2 separate regions of the Homo sapiens genome follow, and region 1 is linked to region 2. The links are chromatin contacts, found by Hi-C or POLR2A ChIA-PET in ENCODE. All regions are on one chromosome and are shown on one strand. Each heading gives the region's core, a stretch centred on a gene start or an enhancer-like site at or near the end of the contact. The rest is flanking DNA. Distances are from core to core; before and after follow the strand shown.

What was found. A loop is a pair of places that touch in the nucleus more often than their neighbours do. ChIA-PET counts read pairs that join two places held with the same protein, here RNA polymerase II (POLR2A). Pooled maps may share reads with other maps.
Region 1: a loop to region 2 is called in a pooled map, with 4 times the contacts of the local background. The contact joins two enhancer-like sites. A Hi-C loop is called at or near these places in 3 of 50 pooled maps. POLR2A ChIA-PET finds 5 or more read pairs at or near these places in 3 of 52 experiments (K562, activated CD8-positive, alpha-beta memory T cell and activated T-cell).

What each region holds. Positions count from the first base shown.
Region 1 is chr1:116,137,574-116,141,050 of GRCh38, reverse strand. It overlaps MAB21L3 (mab-21 like 3), which reads right to left. Exons shown (of 8, transcript NM_152367.3): 8 at 2,902-3,477. Among named protein-coding and RNA genes, the nearest start is that of MAB21L3, 28 kb to the right of the region's middle. RefSeq lists enhancers at 1,649-1,943, 2,042-2,091. Within about 2 kb of position 1,815, at least 5 of the 41 ENCODE cell types and tissues checked have a DNase peak (open chromatin) inside an H3K27ac peak, as active enhancers do.
Region 2 is chr1:116,555,386-116,558,855 of GRCh38, reverse strand. All of the region lies in intron 1 of CD58 (CD58 molecule), which reads left to right. It overlaps LOC105378925 (a long non-coding RNA gene), which reads right to left. Exons shown (of 3, transcript XR_947739.2): 3 at 1-3,470. Among named protein-coding and RNA genes, the nearest start is that of MIR548AC, 3.0 kb to the left of the region's middle. RefSeq lists enhancers at 229-278, 1,955-2,249, 2,023-2,272. Within about 2 kb of position 2,120, at least 19 of the 41 ENCODE cell types and tissues checked have a DNase peak (open chromatin) inside an H3K27ac peak, as active enhancers do.

The DNA of each region.
Region 1 (3,477 bases), core at 566-3,065, 420 kb after region 2:
ACTGACAATGTGCTATTTTTCACCAAGGTACAGTATATTGGTGTATTATTATTATTATTATTATTATTATTATTATTATTATTATTATTTTGAGGCAGAGTCTCACTCTGTTGCCCAGGCTGGAGTGCCGTGGCACAATCTCGGCTCACTGCAACCTCTGCTTCCCAGATTCAAGCTATTCTTCCACCTCAGCCTCCCCGAGTAGCTGGGACTGCAGATGTGCACTACCACGCCTGGATAATTTTTTGTATTTTTGGTAGAGACGGGGCTTTGCCATGTTGGACAGGCTGGTCTCACACTCCTGGCCTCACGTGACTCCCCCCGCCTCAGCCTCCCAAAGTGCTGAGATTACAAGTGTGAGCCACCGCGCCCAGCCTGCTTTATTATTCTTCTTTAAATAGGTTAGATTCTCACATGTATAAATATATTTCACAATTTAAAAAAACAAAAAGAGTGAATGAGGCGAGTAGGTGGAGATACACGTATAGTAACTCAGGAAGCTGGACAGTAAAGGGGAGAAGAGAGTGAAGCGGCCATTGCGGGAGGATGTGGAGGAAACTACAAGAAATAAATGGAAAGACTGAAGAGCTGGGAGGCATCTGAGCTGTCACATGTGGAGAAATTGGCCTTTCAGGGAGATACCTTCTATATTTTAGCAAGAGGGACGAAGGGGAGAATGGGCTTGCAGAATTTGCAGTGAAATTTTCTCATGTTTCCTCTGTGATGGTTTATATTTTCTTTACAAAGAATTTATCTGTGGTCTGGTATAGTTATCAGGAATGGTAGAGATGGGCAAATAGCACGAGGGGTAGGCATCTAAAATGAAAACATTTGTTCAGCAGTTATCCCATGCCAGGTACTCAACTAAGAGCCTTTTACATCCATCATTCCATTCGTTGCTCTCATTAACACTATGAGGTATATATTCTTTCATGATGCCTGTAACAGTTTCCTAGGGCCATAGGAAAATAACCAAATACCACAGACTAGGTGACTTAAATAACAGAAATGTATTTTCTCCCAGTTCTGGAGGCTGGTGGTCCAAGAGCAGGTGTGGACAGGCTGGTTTCTCCTGAGGCCTTTCTCCTTGGTCTGTGGGTGGCTGCCCTCTGCGCATGCACATCCCTGGCATCTCTCTGTGTGCTTAATCTCCTCTCCTTTAAGGATACCCGTCAGACTGAATCAGCTAATCACCTCTTTATTATTAACTTAATCACCTCTTTAAATACAGTCACATTCTGAGGTGCTGGGGGTTGGAGCTTGAACTTATGAATTGTGGTGGACACAATTCTGGCCATCACAATGCCCATTTTGGAGAGAAGGAACTAGAGACACAGAAAGGCCAAACAGCTTGCCAAGGTCATGCAGCTCCTCGGCATCAGAACTGGGATGCAGACGCAGGCAGGTCAACTGCGGTGGCTGAAAACCAACCATTCCTCTACACGCCTAGTCTTGGGCCTGGAAGAGTGAAGAAGGATTGAACGGTCTTTTGGAGAATTAAAAAAAAAAAAGAACAGAATAAAGGAGTAATATTCTCTGGCTTTTCTTAGCTGTGCAATCTGTCCCAGGAAACAGAATGGAGCTGAATGCCCCGGGAGCCTGGATGGACGGTCCTCTCATAGGCTCCCTTTTAAAATCTGAGTTTTAAGGAGAAAGATGTAAATCTCGGCTAAAATGGCAGGAAAGGTCAACAATTTGGCATGAGCTGGAATCCACTCATCCTTGCTCTGGAGGGACCAGGTGTAAGTTACGGGCTGAGAAGTGTGACACCTGCTGGGCTCCGAGGACGAGAATGGGTGGGACCTGGCTCCTTTCATATGTGTTCCCTTGCTGCCCTCTGCTGGCAAGAATTGGGAATACGCAGGAAGCTGCTGGTAGCCCTGCTTCCTGCAAAACCCTCAGATCTCAGGGGAAAGACGGAAAGAATCTACCGGAATCAGACTGTGGCGCACGTCAGTTCCTCCCTTTCCACACACGTACACACATATTGAACCAATGTTACAGTCAATTTTCACTTTTTAGCATTCCGTGACTGTGTAGCTGTTTTAAAAGTTGCTTAAGATGGTTTTTGTTTTGTTTTGAGACAGAGTCCCGCTCTGTAGCCCAGCCCAGGCTGGAGAGCAGTGGCCAGATCTCAGCTCACTGCAAGCTCTGCCTCCCAGGTTCAAGCGATTCTCCTGCCTCAGCCTCCCAAGTAGCTGGGATTACAGGTGCCCACCACCATGCCTGGCTAATTTTTGCATTTTTAGTAGAGACGGGATTTCACCACGTTGGCCAGGCTGGTCTGGAACTCCTGGCCTCAAGGGATCCGCCCACCTAGGCCTCCCAAAGTTCTGGGATTACAGGCCTCAGCCACCCTGCCCGGCCGAAATTAAATTTAAAACCTTATTACATTTGCCACCTTTTCAAAAATGATGTTTCCTAAGATACAAGAATATGAGAATTAGAATACAAATTTTTGATGATTTAACAAAATGTTAGTTTGTTCACCATTTTATATGCTCTTTTTAAATTTTTTTTTTAGAGACAGGGTCTCCCTTCCGGTGACTCCGTCACCCAGGCTAGAGTGCAGTGGTACAATCAAAGCTCACTGCAGCCTCAGACTCCTGGTCTCAAGGAATCCTCTCATCTCAGCCTCCTGAGCACCACATCCGGCTAATTTTTAAATTTTTTGTAGAGACGGGGTGTCAGTGTCTGGCTATGTTGCCCAGGCTGGTCTTGAACTCCTGGTCTCAAGTGACCCTCCTGTCTCAGCCTCCCACAGTGCTGGGATTACAGGCATGAGCCACTGCACCAAGCCTTCATGTTTTCAAAAATTGTAAACTCATTGTTGGTTTGGAAATTTTTTTTTCAATATTTTAAAATCATTACTTATTAAACGATAGCCTAGGGACCCCACCATTTGGTTACAGTACTTTTTTTTTTTAATCATACTTTAAGTTTTAGGGTACATGTGCACAATGTGCAGGTTAGTTACATATGTATACATGTGCCATGCTGGTGCGCTGCACCCACTAACTCGTCATCTAGCATTAGGTATATCTCCCAATGCTATCCCTCCCCCCTCCCCCCACCCCACAACAGTCCCCAGAGTGTGATGTTACCCTTAATGTGTCCATGTGTTCTCATTGTTCAATTCCCACCTATGAGTGAGAATATGCAGTGTTTGGTTTTTTGTTCTTGCGATAGTTTACTGAGAATGATGATTTCCAATTTCACCCATGTCCCTACAAAGGACATGAACTCATCATTTTTTATGGCTGCATAGTATTCCATGGTGTATATGTGCCACATTTTCTTAATCCACTCTATCATTGTTGGATATTTGGGTTGGTTCCAAGTCTGCTATTGTGAATAATGCCGCAATAAACATACGTGTGCATGTGTCTTTATAGCAGCATGATTTATAGTCCTTTGGGTATATACCCAGTAATGGGATGGCTGGGTCAAATGGTATTTCTAGTTCTAGATCCCTGA
Region 2 (3,470 bases), core at 871-3,370:
TTAAATGAGTTAATACACAAACAGCTCTTGGAACAAGTGCTTGTCACATAGTAAGCCTGCAGTGAATCTTCGTGCTGCTGCTACTGTTAAATATTATTACTGAGGCTGAGCTGGCCTAGGGCTCCTTGGATTGGACTTGCTAAGAGCTAGGCAAGAGTCACAACTGTATGAAACTTGATTGAGTTAAAACAAACAGTGCTACTCCTCTTTATTATCTCCATGCCTGGTAAGCACATTTTCTACCCCCAAAATTGGGACTGACTAATATGAGAATATTTATGGCCTTAATAGGACAGGTTATTTGATACAATTACTAGCCTAGACATTTTAGGAGATTGGCCGCTCCTCAATACTATAAATGCATATATGGGTGTGTAGATAGAGATGTTGCTTCCCAGATTGCCACACATCCTGATACTGCAAGTAGGCATCAACTGAAAATGTGCCGTGATGTGAAGACCAAACGCAGAGAAGTGAGAGGGACAAGGCTGTGCTCAGTGACCCATATCCAGATGAGAAATCCATCTGCTCACTTGGGAGCAAAAATGCCCCAAGACCCTGCTATCTCTGGGCTTGCACGAGGCTTTAAATGAATCACCATTATGATGTCTTATATTCAGAGGGAAATACCAATATTCATATATTCAGGTACTGAAACTTTTAAGGGAATTTTTCTTTTTTCTTTCTTTTTTTTTTTTTTTTGGTCAAATGAACTTTTACTTTACCTGCTAAAATCTGCAGGCAGTGTGAGCCTTAAAATATTTTAGAGAGAGAGAGAGAAGTATCTTAAAATTACATTGTTTATTTCTAAGAACAAACTCAAGAAAACCCTTTCCTTCAAATCCCGGAAGAGTGATTAGCTTGTCTCTAAGGTATGGCATTGGCTGGGCATGGTGGCTCATGCTTGTAATCTCAGCACTTCAGAAGGCCCAGGGAGGAGGATCACTTGAGCCCACGAGTTTGAGATCAGCCTGAGCAACATAGTGAGACCTTGTTTCTACAAAAAATATAAAAATTAGCTGGGCGTGGTGGCATGCAACTGTAGTTCTAGCTACTTGGGAGGCTGAGGCAGAAGGATCACTTGAGCCCAGGAGGTTGAAGCTACAGTGAGCCACGATTGCACCACTGCACACCAACCTGGGTGACAGAATGAGACCCTGTCTCCAAAAAGAAAAAGGAAGGAAGGAAGGAAGGGGAGGGAAGGAGGGAGAGAGAGAGGGAAAGAAAGAGAAAAATAAAAAGAAAGAAAAGAAAGAAATGACATCAGTGAACCTCCTCAAACCATAGCGAGGCTGTTAAGTTTGATTGGGGCTGACATCCATGAGTGGGTACAAGTTTATCTGGTGTGGTGCCCTGCATCCTATAACACTTAGTTGGTAAAATCTACTTAAACTTGAGAGGGAACATCTCAAAAGGGACAGCTGTGGAGTTGGGAAGGTGGAGCCCGCAGGTCCTCCCATCTTGCTTTGGTGATGAGGCAGAAAGTGGGGCTGAAAAACTGAGTCTGTTTTGGTTGTATATGAGGGCTCCTGAGCCATTTTATTTTTAAGCTCCAGTTAAACTTCTTTCTCCATCTCTCCTTACGAAGTCCTCCTTCTTCAGCCAGGTTCCACAGCAATTTGGGATTTCACAAAGCCCAGGGTTTGGGGTGACTGTCAAATTTTGCTATTCTGTCAGGAAGCCTTATCTTTTGAACTACATTTAAGTTGTATTTTAATCATTTTAGTTAATTCATTCAACAGATATTTATTGAAAGTCCATATGCCAGACATATGGGGATACAGCCAAAAACAGGAACACCTTTGTCCTTGTCCTGATAGGGCTAGCCTGGCTGGGGTTACCCCTAAGCTCAGATTTGAATTAGTTGCCAACTTTCAAGAACAGGAATTTTCACACAAAATGTGAATATCTGGCTTTTTTTGAAAAATTGGGAACCTGGCAATGGTGGGCCTCTGTTTCCACATGGCAGGAGCTGAGGCACAGCTCCTGTTTCCACATGGCAGGCCCCTCCCTGTAGGCTCACTGGTGCGCAAGTCCTCACCAGTCCCTTCTGACTCACACTTGGCCCGCTGGTATCTCCTCTGTGGGTGGAATTGCTGGTCTTCGTCTAATGCGTCATTTGCCACAGTTCTGTTTCTTTGTGACTCCTTTGTTTGCTCGTTTTCTTTTTATTGTTTCTGGTCTGGCTTTTTCTTCCTTGACTGGAGTCTTGCTCTCTGAGGCCCTCTTCAGCTCTAGCATTCGATGATTTGGAAACCACAGAGCTTAGTGCCTCACCTGTAGGTTTGGAGGTGTGCTTAACTCAGTTTGACTTTCTCATTTGCAACATCTGCTGTTCCAATGCTGTCTATAGATTGTATCCTGAGAAACCCTGCATCATGTCACTATCTTTAAGAGCCTTATGCCATGTAGCAAGCTAAATAAGAAACAATGGTTAAGAGCACTGATTCTGCAGTCAGATTGTCCAGGTTCAAATCTGGCTTCATTACTTAACATTGTTGTGCCTCAGTTTCCTCACCTGCAAAATAATAAGGTTAGAAATAAAACCTTCTTAATATGTTTTTAGGATTCTGATTTTTTTTTTTTTTTTTTTTTTTTTTCTGAGATGGAGTCTTGCTCTGTCACCCAGGCTGGAGTGCAGTGGCACAGTCTTGGCCACTGCAACCTCCACCTCCCGGGTTCAAGCGATTCTCCTGCCTCAGCCTCCCATGTAACTGGGATTACAGGCGAGTGCCACCACGCCCAGCTAATTTTGTATTTTTAGTAGAGACGGGGTTTCACCATGTTGGCCAGGCTGGTCTGGAACTCCTGACCTCAAGTGATCCACCTGCCTTGGCCTCCCAAAGTGCTGGGATTACAGGCATGAGCCACTGCTCCCAGTGGTGAGTACCTATTTATAGAGCCCTTGCAACAGTGCCTGGCACAGAGCCAGGGCCATACAAGTGTTAGATTAAGTAAAAAAAAAAAGTACCAGTCAATCTGAATCTCAGGCCCTGAGTAATAATTTGCAGAGGAATTTGTGCTGGGGGTTGAGAGTTCCTTTTCATTAACCCATAGTTAACGGTGACCAGATTTTCTAAATAAGAAATCAGGATACTTCATCTATAAAACTTGGGTTCCAGTTACAACTTCAGGCCATACAAAAAGAACTATTAAAATTGAGGTGTTGATGTTTTGTAGAAACACTGCAACAGAATATTTGAGATCAGACCTGTTTTTAGATATGTGATCACTCTATACATGTAGTGCTGATTAGGTATTAGGTACCCTCATATCTTTATTTAAAAAAAATTCAAAATTCTTCAAAACAAAAAAACCTTCAAAAATTATCTGGCTAGCATAGAAAATCTTTTTAGGCGATCACTGATAAAATTTTTTCCCTCCCTCCATCTCTCTTTGCTTTTAAACAGCAAAAACTCACCCCATGCCCAGTTCTCACCCAGTTAATTCAGACAGTGTGAATACCTTGA